Regions from separate parts of the Homo sapiens genome. Here region 2 is linked to region 1. A link is an interaction called in ENCODE POLR2A ChIA-PET data of the cell type or tissue named here. Cell type or tissue: endothelial cell of umbilical vein. All regions are shown on one strand.

The links. Peaks named below come from ENCODE experiments on the same cell type or tissue, not always from the same donor. Only the 100,000 strongest peaks of a DNase experiment are listed, where the experiment ranks them.
Region 2: POLR2A ChIA-PET joins it to region 1 with 7 read pairs; 2 of 35 experiments call an interaction of 5 or more read pairs at or near these places.

What each region holds. Positions count from the first base shown.
Region 1 is chr4:132,094,580-132,102,579 of GRCh38, reverse strand. No RefSeq gene overlaps it. Among named protein-coding and RNA genes, the nearest start is that of SNHG27, 330 kb to the right of the region's middle. In endothelial cell of umbilical vein, no CTCF peak of the experiment used is centred here; no DNase peak of the experiment used is centred here.
Region 2 is chr4:132,176,954-132,184,953 of GRCh38, reverse strand. No RefSeq gene overlaps it. Among named protein-coding and RNA genes, the nearest start is that of LINC01256, 410 kb to the left of the region's middle. In endothelial cell of umbilical vein, no CTCF peak of the experiment used is centred here; a DNase peak (open chromatin) is centred at 4,843; H3K27ac peaks cover 1,392 bases.

The sequences.
Region 1 (8,000 bases):
AGTGGAGTGTTTAGCTCATTTACATTCAAGGTCAATATTGACGTGTGGATTTGACCCTGTCATCATATTGCTAGCTAGTTATTTTGCAGACTTCATTGTATAGTTGTTTTGTAGTGTCAGTAGGCTATGTATGTAAGTGTGTTTTTGTGGTGGCAGGTATTGGTCTTTCATTTCCATGTTTAGCACTCCCTTAAGGATGTCTTATAAGCAAGGTCTTGTGATAACAAATTCCCTTTGCATTTTTGCATCTGTTTATCCAAAAAGTGTTTATTTCTCTGTTTATAAAGTTTGGTTTGGCTGGATATGAAATTCTTAGTTGGAATTCATTTTTTAAGATTGCTGAATATAGGCCCTAAATCTTTTCTGGCTTATAAGGTTTCTGCTGAGAGGTTCACTGTTAGTTTAATAGAGTTCCCCTTGCATATGACTTGCCCTAGCTCCCTTTAAGACTTTTTTTCTTTTCATACTGACATTGGAGAATCTGATGACCATGTATCTTGGGGATGGTCATCTTGAATAGTATCTTGCAGGGATTCTCTGAATTTCCTGAGTTTGCATGTCAACCTTTCTGGCAAAGTTGGGAAAATTTTTATGGACAGTGTTCTCAAATATGTTTTCTAAGTTGTTTGCTCACTTTCCATTTCTTTCAGGAATGCCAGTGAATCACAGGTTTGGTCTCTTCAAACAATGCCAATTCTTAGTGATTTTGCTCATTTTTTGAAATTTTTTTAAAATTTTTGTCATCATTTTGTTTCCTTCGATTGGGCTTCAAGTTTCTCCTGTATTTCATTGAGGTTCCTTGCCATCCAGTTTCTAAGTTCTGTGTCTGTCATTTCAGCTATTTCAGTCAGTTAGGAAGCATTCCTGGGGAGTTAGTGTAGTCACTTGGAGTTAAGAATGTAGTCATCTGGCTTTTAGAGTTGTCAGAATTCTTACATTGACTCTTTCTCATCTGTGTGAATTGATGTTTCTTTAATCTTTGGAGTTGTTGTCTTTTGAATAGGGCTTTTTGCTTTTATATTTTGTGATGCCCTTGAGGGTTTGACTGTGGCATAAGTTGGGTTTAGTCAATTGACTTTATTTCTAAATGCTTCCAGGGGACCAAGGCTCATCTCAACACTCCTGAACTGTGTGCTCTTTCTCTGGTGTGCTGGGATTAGGCCCATGGCTTTCTTCTCTGGCCTCTTGAGGTCAAATACCTGCTGTACTTGGGGAGCTGAGGTGTTACCAATCTGCTGGCAATAACACTCCCATGGAGGCTGCCAGCAAAATGTTCAGGTGGGGGCCCTGGGGGATGCTGGGGGAGGGATGTGGGTGTGTGTATGTGGCAGGGTAGTAGACGGGGGAGGCTCTGATTGGGTGTGTACTGGCAGGAGTCTGTCTGCAAAAGTGCTCTGATGGGAAGGTGGGAACTGCTGGTGAAAGATCTATGAGTGTGGCCAACGGTAATCATTCTGTAAGGCAGCTGAAGCTGTGTTGCAAGTGGGTGTGACCAGTTAGGGACCCACAGACAGGGGTGCATTCAGATTACACGGGCTCTGTCCCACTAGCAAGGCAGCCCTACTCTGCCCAGGTGCAGCAGCTAACAAAGGCTAAACTACCGAAAATAAACAAAACAAGGCTTGGGGGATGGTCACTCATGGCTGTGGTCCACTGCAGCCACTTCCATACCAAACCCTGTGGACTCTGTACAGACTGGAGTTCTAGCTCTGCCAACTCTCCAAGCAGTTCTTCCTGCTAACTAAAATGTCCGTAGGGGTCATGGGGTCTCCCACAGCCCAGATCGTGGAGGTCCTCGGTGAGGGTAGACCACTCCAGGCCTATTTCTCTCACCCTTTTCATAGGAGCCACTTAAATCCAGGAACACATTCTGATCCTCAGCAATCCCATGCAAGGTGTCCAGACTGTTTCCCTTTCAGTCCTGTGGCCTGCGACCTACATCTATCGACTCTCAATGCCTTCTTTCAGAAAATCTGGGTAGTCTGCTGCTCTACTTGATGGTCTGGTCTTTCTTAATGGGAAAAGTTCCTCCTGGCTGCATCTAGTTGGCCATCTTGGCTCTTTCAAAGGCATTTTTTATCTTTTAAATAGTTGTTAAAATTAAGTTTAAAAAATCTACTTAGCCCTCTATATGATTTCAATAACAAGCTTTATTTGTAAAGCATACAAAAAGCTTTATATTATAAATGGTAAAATATGTTATTTGCACATTTTAGTTCTGCATGATTTATGAAACATGACAATATTTTAAGCCAGAAAATATTAAACCATAATTTTTTTTTCTGCCTTCAAATTTTTTAATGTGTAACATGCAGTTTAATGATGAAAGACTATTAGAAGAAATACTAATAGAAGTCAGCTACATGTTTTAATTTTAAAACACTATAAACAAAGGCTGTAGCTGGCCGAGTGCGGTGGCTCACTCCTGCAATCCCAGCACTTTGGGAGGCCGAGGCGGGTGGATCACGAGTTCAGGAGATCGAGACCATCCTGGCTAACACAGTGAAATCCCGTCTCTACTAAAAATACAAATAATTAGCCGGGCTTGGTGGCATGCACCTGTAGTCCCAGATTCTTGGGAGGCTGAGGCAGGAGGATCGCTTGAACCCAGAAGGCAGAGGTTGCAGTGAGCCGAGATCATGCCACTGCACTCCAGCTTAGGTGACATAGTGAGACTCTGTCTCAAAAAAAAAAAAAAAAAAGCTGTAGCTGTTTAATACATGCATTTAGAAGTGTCTCACAATAAGCATTGGGCAGTGTGAGCTACATGTAACACCAATTGTTTTAAAAATCATATTATTAACTAGTAATGATCAACTAGAGATATCATAGTAAAAATATCCCAATCATAACTAAAAATTACCATGTAATTTGTTAGGGCTACATGAAAACACATAAAAAATTTGCTGAAGGATCAAGAAACCCCAAATAGATTTAGATATGTTTAGTGGTCATCAATGCAAAAACACTAATTCTCACCATATTAATATAGAAATGAAAATCATTTAAAACATAAATTAAAATAATTTTGTATGGACTATCACAATCTGTTTTTAAAAGTTTATCTGGAAGAGAAATTATGCAAGTACAATTAAAGAAATTTGAAAAAAATTACCTCTGTGCTGATCCTATCAAATGCTAAATTATATTATAAACATATACATTCATGTCCAATTACAGATTATAATGAAACATTACAAAATACACGTTAAGTTATATATTGCATATTAAATCAATGGGAATGGAGACACTATTCAATAAACAATATTAGCATATTTGGATAATATTTTGGCAAAGACGGAAACCAATATTCATACTTCACACTGTATACAATATCATTTCCAGACTGGTTTAAGAAATAGTTGTCTTGAACTATTATAAAACTATTATAAAACAATATAGAAAATACATACTATAATATTTTGTGAAAATTTTTTCTATGTACAAAATTTCTTAGATTATGTAAAGTAAAAAAGAAAAGCATCTGTATGGAACAAATGTGTTTGTAATAAAGGTAAGAGACAAATGGCAGATTTGGACAAAATATATATATATATACACACATATATGTGTATATATATATATGTGTGTGTATATATACATATATATATATGTATATATACACACACACCCATGAATACAAATGACATAATGAGACATAGTTTTATATAAATCAGAAGACAAAAATTACTTTATACCATTAAAGTGAGCAGTGAATACGGTGTTTTTATACACAGGGGATAGAAATGTAAGTTGGCCATACATTTTTGGAAGGCATATTTGCAATTATAACAACATTTTCAAATTGTGTACCCCTGCAATTCTACTGCTAGTAATCAATCCATCAATCCTACAGAAATAATTTCTCACATACACAAAGTTAGGTGGATGAGGATACTTTCTATATTATTTATCATAATAGGGAAAATGTAAAACCTAAATACTCATGAATGAGATAAATATTAATAAATGATGTATCAATATTGTAGCATTCCTGCCACAGCATTCCCCCAAATAATGTAATATCAAAAACAGACTATTCTTACCATGACATTCTCTCAAATCAAATCAATTGAAAAATTAAAACACTGATCTGAAATGATTTTCATGATTTTTTTTTTTTTATCAGGAAGGGATTATCAAAGTATTTATCATTTGGTCCTGTGGATGTAAAAAAAAAAAAAGAAAAAGAAAAAAAAACAACACTATAATATAATTGTGTGTGAGGACCTACAAAGGACATGGATCAGTTATTAGTAGTGGATATGTCCAGGGAGGGGAGGCAGTTTTGTGATACATAAGTTATAGTTTCAAATTTTATTTTTATTACCCTGTATGCCTCTATTCTTAAAGAAATATTAAAATAAATTGACATCTTTAAAATATAAAATAATGATCAATGCTCAAGTACGTATTAATTAGTTTTGTGTACATAATTAAGCTACCAGATTGCCAAACCCTAAAAATCTAGAAAGTAGTAAAATTGTTGGATCATGTTTTTATTTTCATTCTAGTTTAATGTGTTTCTCTTTGCCTGGGAATCCTCCTATTGCTTTTATTATCTGGCTTGAGGTGGATGTTAGCTGATGGAGTTGGGAGATTTGTGCCCTTACTTCTTTGCTTATACCATTGAACATGAGTGAATGTTTAATCTATTACTTGATTTTCTTTAAACGAGTGGTCTCTAATGTACTATAGTCTTTTTGTATCAGACAAAGCCTTTGAAACCCTTCTTAAAATAATAAATGTAAAAGAATAAATTTAAGTATATAAGATTCATGAAGACCAGTAATATTAAAATACAATTATTGAAATATTGAACAAGTTTTCACATAGTAATAGTTTTACATTTTTATATTTATTTATTAAAGTATTAAAATGTTACATAATGAGTTCTAGATGTCATAATTTTACGGTTCTGATAAATATAAACAATGTGTTGAGACTTTCCAATAATTATAATGTGAACTAAAAATATATCTTATTTCTATTGTTAACAAAGGCAGAGATGCAGTTAAAGTTACCATGACTTATTGCCACAGAAGGTAGCCTCTAAAATGTACCTCTGAGCCATGATTTCATCTCCTGTTATTCACATCTTTGTATAATGCCCCTTGAGTGAGAGTTGAATTGAGTAACTTGCTTCTAACAAATAGAGTACCACCAATGTGCTGAAATATCTTTTCTTTGATAGGTTATAAAAAGGCTGTAGCTTCTGTCTTAGTTTCTCTCTCACTGTTTTGACATGTTCTCTTGCTCTCTTTTGGATTATTTCCTCTGGGAAAAGCCAGATGCCTTGTCAAGAAGCAGCACTGGGCAGATACTCAAGTCATGATCTTGGAAGTAGACTTTCTGAGGCTTGCTATAGACAAGTGGATGAGTTTGGAAGGAGATACTCCTGGCATTAAGCCTTGACATAATTCAAGTCCTGGCTCAGACCTGCATCTAAAACACTCAGCTGAGATGCCTAGCCTAGATTCATGACTAAAAGACACCAAAGATAATAAATGTTTATTGTTTCAGATGCCAAATTATAGCATAATTGCTATGCAAAAATAGCTAGCTAATTCAAATGTGTATACTCTAGTTAAAATAAATAATAAATTTCCATTGGAGATGATAACAATAAAGATGTACTCCAGTTTCAAAGACCTCTGACTTAGAACTCTAAATTAAGAATTTCAGTTTTAGGCCTACTTGTTTGGAATAAAATAATTTCACCCATTTAAACTAAAGAGAGAACAAAGTACACATTACACTCATCTTTAAATACTTTAAATTCTGGAAAATAAAGTAAGCAATTTATGCAATGGAAGAAGGTAGCATTGATAGGCTTAAAATTGCAACCTATTTTGTCATTTTCTTAGCAAGGTGAAATTTTAACAGGACTTATCTTAGTGGAGAACATTGCCTCTTAATGTTGCAAATTCTGCTATGTAATTTGGTTACGAACAATGGGAAGAAATTTTCAGGAGCTGCACACATATGCATATGTTAAGTGATATTATTAAATTACATGAGTTTATTTAAAGTCGTGGATGCTATACTTTGATTACTGAAATAACAGACAGTTATCAGGTTAAAGATACAACTCAGGCAAAGGATCAAGGAAGTGTATTTGTCAGAATAAAATATAAATGAAAAGTTTTTAATGTTTTTAAAAAATAGATTTTATTGTATGTATTTAAGGTATATAACATAATGGTCTAAGATACGTGTATATTGCATAGAGTAAAATGGTTACCACAGTGGAGCAGAGTAACGTACACATCATCTCACATAATTACCTATTATTGCCCCTGTGGGAGGAGAAGCCTTAATCTATTCATTTTGCAAAAATTCTGAATGTAATACACCATTATTAACTATAGTCCTCATGTTGTAAAAACTTAGTTTCTAAAACATTTTAGTAAAGCCCATATTTGGTAGCTTCCTAAGGAAGTGAGAAAAGGCCGTGACATTAAAAATCTGTTGCTCTCATTGTAATAATAAAACCAGAAAATTTTTTATAAGAAAATCAGTGCTGAAAATATTCAAACCAATTTTAAAAGTTTAAAGTATGTGGATTAATAGAGAACAAATTTTGAAGATTGCTTCATAGGAAGTTAAACATCAATTTTGAAATTACTGAAAAGAAATCAAATAGCCTGGCAGCTCATAATCAGAACAACTCAGCTTCTTATTTTCAAGGACTAGCTGATAGCTACAAAGAAAAAAAAAAACATGTAAATTACACACAATTTATGTGAACAACAATGATAATAAACTTCACATCTTCATTTATACCTACCAAGTGGTATACCAGGCAAAACATAAAATTTTGTCCATTCATGAACTAAAGCCCAATCTAGTTTAGACACTTAGAATTATGTGAGAGAAGATTGTCTTTAAAGACAATATCTTACATTTGTATTTTTAATATTCTTCATTTAAGAAAATACTGGGCACTTTAGCAAACATTTCAAGGGCTGTGATAGAAATGACATACTGCAATTCACAAGAGAGACAAATTTAATATTTGTTTTTATTGACTTCTTGAATAACCACATGACCACAGAAGGAAAATGTTGTGTTTTCTGGTTTATTTGTTTTATTCTTTTAAAACACACCCTAGAAAATCATCCTTATGAGAAATCCTATTTTGTATGTGGAGTATAGCGTAATCCCTTGAAATCACTGTTTTTCTAAGATTGAGTGGTACAATTTGTTAGCCACAGAGGTTAAATATGTGTAAGAGACAGTTCATCGTTATTCTCAAAGTAAATGTGATATACATAACATAATAGTAAACCAAAGGGCCATAAAAAATAAGGATTTTTAGATACAGATTTTTTACAAAATATTCCCATTTTACATCCAAAATTTGATAATTTTAAGTGATTTTATTAAGTGAATAGAACTGTTCTGATGAAAGACTGATTAGAAGTAAACCTCATGGATGCTTTTAGAAAGCAAATAAATGAACAATATACCATTATTCATGAGTTCTAAAATATTTATGATCAGATATTGCCTCAATTGTAGAAGGTCATTTTAAAACACCATTTGTGTTGTTGTTAATGAAAGGCAAGAGCATGCCTTAGTAGGTCTGTTAATAATGATATTTTTTTCTAGTAAAATTGCTGAATTTAAAATGGCATTATTATAACATATATAAAGTCTTAACTGTCTTTAAATTAAGTATATAAACTAACAGAGTGATAATAGAATTTCTAAATTTCATAACTGAAAGAAACTTAAATTTCCTCTACAGGCTAATGTGCAATCTGTCAACCTGGTAGCGATTATGATTTTGCTTACCTTGACAATAGAAGCAAAATATTCAGAGTTATAATGGAAAAATAACAATGTAATATTGCAGTATTTTAAGATAAGTAACACATGACAATTTCAACTAATTTAAGTACTACATATACTAAAAATATCTGTTCACCCTTATGTTATCTATTTTTTTTTTATTTCAATGCTACTTACACTTACTTTAAATAGGCACATGACCA
Region 2 (8,000 bases), 82 kb before region 1:
ATATGTAGGTTATGGATGAGTTATGAAACACTATATATATCAAGAATGAAATAAATCTCTACTAATAGTCATTAAAGCCTGTGAGTGCATAACAGATTATAATCCAACATGCACAATTGATAAATTGATTTTGTTTTTCATCTAATCATAGCTACACACAAATACATGTGTACACACACACACATTAAATAAAAGTTAAAATTATGCACATCAACACAAAATAGTATGATTTTATTATGTTTCTGTGTTAGTATTGAGTGATCTTGATATTTTTATACATTTTATAATTGAACAAAATTCTTTTATACAATAACCACATATTCATAATTTTTAATTACAATTAAAGAAGCAAATATATTTTAATTTAGGAAAAAAGATAAGAGTTCATATCTAAGAAATGCCTACGTTTATTAAATTTCCCTGCTTTAGAATTCCACAGAAGATTAATGATATAAAAATTTTGCGATGATTGGTAAGACTAGGACAAATTCATACATACTTATATTTTAATAGATTTTAAGCCTGATTTAATGAAGTTTTAATGTTATACTTCATAACACACCAGTATATCCTCTATAGTATGAAAGATAGTAATTGGAATATATGGTCCAATTCACTTTCAATTAGTGATATACTATTTCATACTAAAACTAGTTCTGCTGCTAAATCATTTCATTTGCAGAATTCTAATTGGATTTTATAATGACAATTCAGAGAAATTATCTGGTAGAATTTCATAGTTATTTCTATTTCTCTTTATAATAATGTTATTAATTATTGAATCTATCAACTCCAAATTGTACACAAAGATTAGTTGTTTAATTGCTTAATTATAAGAAATAAGCTAAAAGCAACTGTTAGTGTAATTTCATAAATGAAACATATATTTGATGACCAAATACAACATAATATGATTGACAGCAATGTTAAAAAGTGCTTGTTTTTCAAACATCAACTTTTTCTTTTTTTTTTTTTTCCAACAAAGAATCTGATTTATTTTTAAAGTGGCCAAAGTATAGGAACATTATTTAATTTTTAGAAATCTTGATTGTAAAAAAATTTTTAAAAATGTGATTTGATAGCTTATTTAATTTTTGTGAGTATTTTTTTTATTATACTTTAAGTTTTAGGGTACATGTGCACATTGTGCAGGTTAGTTACATATGTATACATGTGCCATGCTGGTGCACTGCACCCACTAACTCGTCATCTAGCATTAGGTATATCTCCTAATGCTATCCCTCCCCCCTCCCCCCACCCCACAACAGTCCCCAATGTGATATTGCCCTTCCTGTGTCCATGTGTTCTCATTGTTCAATTCCCACCTATGAGTGAGAATATGCGGTGTTTGGTTTTTTGTTCTTGCGATAGTTTACTGAGAATGATGTTTTCCAATTTCATCCATGTCCCTACAAAGGACATGAACTCATCATTTTTTATGGCTGCATAGTATTCCATGGTGTATATGTGCCACATTTTCTTAATCCAGTCTATCATTGTTGGACATTTGGGTTGGTTCCAAGTCTTTGCTATTGTGAATAATGCCGCAATAAACATACGTGTGCATGCAAACATCAACTTTTTCTTACAGACATCAATAATATTGGTAGTTTCAAAAGAGGAATCAAACTTTTCAAATAAAAATTGCCTAAAATCTGAAATTAAAAATATGGTTTACAGATAATTGTAAACAAATTGTTCTAAAAACATTTTTAAACATATAGTAATTTTTTTAAATGTCTTATTTTCAAATAAATAAAATAACTTAGAAGAAATTATTCAAATATTCTTATATTAAACACATGTAATATCAAAAATTTCTGTATCAGGCTAAATGTGAAAAAAATAAATCCAGAAACAATTATAGGAGATTATCTGTATTTGAATAGCAGAATCATATAGAATAGGAGTTTAGTGAATTAATTAGTAAATGTTTGAACTATATGGAAATTCTTATATTAATATAAGATGATGTGCCATTTTTATTGTTTACCTTTTGTTACAATTAAAATAGGTATTGAATAGAATAGACATCTATAATCTTTGAAAATAGATGACATAATTTCAAGATGATATAATTTTTAAACTATAATAATAATGACTTCTAGGATAGTGAAAAAATTTATTAATGTGATTATTAAAAAATAAATAAAAATTACATTGTTTTAAGTAAAAGATAATGATTTTGAAAATATGTCCAATGCCATTAGTAATATTAAAAGGATTACAATATATATCATAGTAATAAACTTACCAAGAAATGAAAAAGTCTCACATAAAGAATAATAGAAAACTATAATATATTCAAAATATATATAATATAATCATAATATAATATATTCAAAATGAAGCTTAGAGAAATATACAATATCTCTCAATGGAAAAATCATGTAAATAATTCCAATTAAAGGTACACCTCAATTTATTGTGCTTTGTAGAGATTGCATTTTTTTGCAAATTGAAGGTTTGTGGCAGCCCTGCCTTCAGCAAATCTATTGGCACCATTTTTCCTACATCATGTGTTCACTTCATGCTTTTTGTGACACTTGAGTAAGTCTTGCAATATTATAAGCTTTTTTGTTGTTATATTTGTTATGGTGAGCAGTGATTAGAGATCATGATGTTACTATTGTAATTATTTTGGTACACCTCAAACCATGCCAGAAAGACGGCAAAGTTAATCAATATATGTTGTGTGTGTTCTGACTGCTCCACCTGCCAGCCATTTCCCCATTTCTCTCCTTCCTCAGGCTTCCTTATTCCCTGGAGCATAACAATATTAAAATTAGGCCAATTAATAATCCTACAACAGCCTCTAAGTGTTCAGCTGAAAGGAAGAGTCCCATGTCTCTCACTTTAAATGAAAAGCTAGAAATGATTAAGTTTAATGAGGAAGCCATGTGGAAAGCTAAGATAAGCTAAATGCTAGGCCTCTTGTGCCAAACAGTTAGCTAAGTTGTGAAAGCAAAGAAAAGTTCTTGAAAGAAATTTAAAAAGCTACTCCAGTGAACACACAGATGATAAGGAAGCAAACCAGCCTTATTGCTGATATGGAGAAGGTTTTAGCAGTTTGGATGGAAGGTTAAATCAGTCACAACATTCTCTTAAACCGAAACCAAATCCAAAGCAAGACCCCTATTCTCTTCAAGTCTATGAAGGCGGAGAGAGGTGAGGAAGCTGCAGAAGAAAAGTTTGAAGCTAGCAGATACTGATTCATGAGGTTTAAGAAAAGAAGTCATTTTTGGGACTTGAGTGCAAGGTAAAGCAGCAAGTGCTAATGTAGAAACCACAGCTAGTTATCCAGAAAAATCTAGCTAAGATCGTTGATGAAGGTGGATATGCTAAACAGCAGGTTTTCAATTTAACTGAAGACAAATAGGAACAAAACAGACTTATATAAGAAGATGTCATCTAGGACTTTCATAGCTGAAGAGGAGAAGTCAATGCCTGGATTCAAAGCTTCAAATGACAAGCTGACCCTCTTTTAAAGGTTAATGCATCTGTTGACTTTAAGTTGAAGCCAATGCTTACTTACTATTTAAACATTTTAGGGCCCTTAAGAAGTATGCTAAATTTACTCTGCTTGTACTCTATAAATGTAATTATAAAGCCGGGATGACAGCACATCTGTTTATAGTATGGTTAACTGAATATTTTAAGCCCACTGTTGAGAACTAATGCTCAGAAAAAAAAAACATATTTATTTCAAAATGTAATGCTCATTAACAATGAACCTAGTCACCCAAGAGTTCTAATGGAGATGTATCAGAAGATTCATGTTGTTTTTATGCATAACATCACATCCGTTCTTCAGCCCATGGATCACAGAGTGATGTCAACTTTCAAGTCTCATTATTTAAGAAATAGATTTTTAAGAGCTACAACTGCCATTGAGATTGATTCATCTGGTGGACCCAAACAAAGTCAATGAAAACCTTCTGGAAAAGATTCACTATTCTAGATCCCATTAAGAATATTTATAATTTATTGGAGGAGATAGAAATGTAATGCTTGATATGGTAGAAATAACAAGATAGCTAGAATTACAAGTAGGGCTTCAAGATGTGACTGAATTACTGAAATCTCATAATAATAAATGAAGAGTGGCTTCTTAAGGATGAGCACAGAAAGTGATTTCTTTCGATGAAATCAACTCCTGTTGAAAAAGCTATGAACATTGTTGAACTGACAATGAAGGATTTGAAATATTACACACACTTAGTTGATAAAGCAGCAGCAGAGTTTGAAGGAACTGACTCCAATTTTGAAAGATCTGTGTGTAAAATGCTATGAAACAGCTTTACATGCTACAGAAAAATATTTTGTGAAGGAAAGAATCAATTTATGTAGCAGACTTGTTTATTATTTTGCGAGGTTCCCACAGCCACCCTAACCTTCAGCAACCACTGTCCTGATAAATCAGCAGTCATCAACTAGAAAGCAAGACCCTCCACCATCAAAAAGACTACAATTTACCAAAGGCTGTGATGCTCATTACCATTGTTTAAAAATAAAATATTTTTAACTAAGATATGTACATTTTTTAGACATGATGCTATAGCACACCAAATAGACTACAAAATAGTTTTAATATGACTTAATATGACTCACTTTACTGTGATATTGGTCTTATTGTTTTGTTCTGAATGAAACCCACAGCATCTCTGAGGTATGCCTATTATTACAAATATTTCTCTCCATCCTATTACTCTTGTTTTCTTTTTTTTTTAAATCTTCCATTTAGGCATAGCATACTTTTAGATTAACTCTTGAACAAAGTGAAAGGTTAGAGTGTGTGTGTGCGTGTGTGTGTACTCATGGTTGCAATTTAAGACTATTCTGAGTAGAGAAGTCACTGATCTGGAAAGTGTAAGTGACTCAGATTGCTGCAGGGAGTCCTGTCTGCTGCCATTAACTCTTACCTCCATAACGAAAACCTATGAGTAAAGAAAGCTTCTCACAACAGGTTGTGACCACTATCTATGATAGTGCAAAGGATTATAACTAGAGTGATACAATAGAGAAAATGAGGCAGAAAATCTGGATCAGAAAGCCTGAAAACTAAATATCAAATACATGTGTTTATTTAAAAGGTAATTGAAATAAAGATTTAGCCTCACATTTTAGATTTTATTTATTACTGACTATGCAGAATAATTACCTACCTATACAATCTCTAATAAGGCTCCTCCAAACCAATTTTAAATATTGTGATAATACATATGTGATAGTAAATAGGATAGTTTAACTGGAAATAATATAATGTGAAACAGTATTATTAAGAAAATACTTGAGCACGGTCTATACAAATTTATATGCTAAAACATAGCACTACAGAATCTCTTGATACTTAACTGATACATAAAAGAGCTTCTATGACAATTATACTTTTTAATGTCAAGGTAGATTAAATTTCTTACTTATTCTCTGATTTTGTAAATGCTATTTATAAACTTTATATTTGTATGAATTTATTTGAAACCCTTCAATATATAGAATTTTCTTAGTATTTAATTCAATATTAAGAAATGAATATAAGTTGACTGTTCTTATAAAGAAGAAGAATACTTATTGCCATAATTATAGAAGTTTTTCTGAGTATCTGAGATTCTGAGAAAGGAAGTCAACCTTTTTGTGAAGGCCACTGAACCAATTTATAGCCAACCAGCCATCCAAAAATTCTGATAGTTCTGGTTCTATTTATGGGCTGAAAGAAGATAGAGCTTCCCTTATTATTATTATTATTTTTACATTCTTTTTTTTTTTTTTTTTTTTTTGAGACGGAGTCTCGCTCTGTCGCCCAGGCCGGACTGCGGACTGCAGTGGCGCAATCTCGGGTCACTGCAAGCTCCGCTTCCCGGGTTCACGCCATTCTCCCGCCTCAGCCTCCCCAGTAGCTGGGACTACAGGCGCCCGCCACCGCGCCCGGCTAATTTTTTGTATTTTTAGTAGAGACGGGGTTTCACCTTGTTAGCCAGGATGGTCTCGATCTCCTGACCTCATGATCCACCCGCCTCGGCCTCCCAAAGTGCTGGGATTACAGGCGTGAGCCACCGCGCCCGGCCCTATTTTTACATTCTTAAGACATGTCAAGAAATTTTGATTCACAATGTGACTAAAACTGTACATTTTGAGGATTATATATCACACATGCTAATTTTCCTGTGTTTTGCTTATGCAGTGGTTAAATATTTTTACTCAAATATTCTAATAAAGCATGAAACTGGCATTATTAAAACAATCATAAAAATGATTTCTGGTGTAACCATTTTTTTCTAGATAATAGTTCACATTTTAAATAACTTTTATATCAACTTGTCAAGATAAACATAATAATTCTATTCATATAATCATACTTGAGGTTATGGATCCCCAAAAAGATAAGCTTCTAAAAGATAAGCTTTTAGAAAGCTCTCATTTTACAGATATGAAAAAAAGAGGTTGCAAGCACTTTAATAACTTAAAGACGATCTCACAATTAATGCAAAGTCAAGACTACAAGCCAAAAATTGATTTTTAATTATTCAACTTTATCCACTATTATTTTTGCATCTACATTTGAAACAACAAAAATGGAATTTTAAAATTGGTTTAAAATGTAACACAAATACAGCAACTGTGAATATTCTGTCACATTTCCAGCATTAAACGATGTTTTTTAACCATTGTCTTCCCAAATGAAATTATTTAATTCATTACATATTAGGTTCAAATTGACTTCCTCCAGTTCCTGTAACGTGTAAGCATTTAGAATCAGTAAACACAAATCACCATTAATTGGCACATGTGTTTTGCATATAGATTTTTTATTGTGGCCATATATATGTGTGTACACACACACACATACTACTATATATATTGTGGATATATATATATAACTATTTCCAAATATTTCCAGAAACTAGGCACCTCTTAAACAATAACTTTCCGGTATCTTTCTTTTGACCCTAGAAATCTTTAATCTACTTTTTGTCTTTATGGATTTGCCTCTTCTAGATATTTTGTGCCCTATTTGTCCTTTTGGTGTGGCTGATTTTACTACAAATATTGTCTTAGAAGTCCATCTGTATTATACTGTGCATGAAAACTTTAACTTTTTTTGGCTAAATAATTGTCCAGTGTGTGTGAATACTACATTTTATTTAGTTATTAATCTGTTGATGGACGTGTGTGCTTTTTACCTTTTGTATATTTTGAATAATTTCACAATAAACATTTATGTATAAGAGTCTGCTTAAACCCCCATTTTTTTTAAATTTTAGGAGGTATATACCTAGAATTGAAATTTCTAGATCATATGGTAATTCCATGCTTAATTTTTTGAGTAATTTCCAAACTGTTTTCTATACTGGCTACACCATTTTACATTCCTACCAGCAATGAACAAGGGTTCTGGTCTCTTCAAATTTTTGCCAACAATTATTAATTTCCATTATTATTATTATTATCACCAACATCCTAGTACATGCGATGTAATATCTCATTGTGACTTTGGTTTGCATTACTCTGATGGCTAATTATGTTAAACATCTTTTTTATATGCAAATTACCTATTTTAATACAGTTTTGAAGAAATAATTCATTTGCCTTTTTTTTAAAATGGGTTATATTTTTGTTAAGTTGTAGAAGTTATAGATATTCTGAATATTAAAGCTTCATCAGATGTAAACTATGCAAATATTTTTCCAAATATTGGTTATGTTTCAAATATAGTTTTAATGTGTTTTAAATAAAGTAATTCATATAAAATTTTCTTTTTAAAAATAACATTGTAAAGAACTGCCAAAGTAACAGTAAAATTTATTAAATTTACAAGGTACTGTGAGTGTTAGAATTACTGATGAGGCTACAAGTTGTTTTTGATAATTGTTCCTCAGTTTCCTTTTGTTAGAAAAAGGAAGATTGGTATTCAACCATTCCAATAAATAGTATGAGTCATGATCATCATTTTAAATTCATGAAAACACTGCTTAAAGAAAGAGATGCTCAATAAGTACACA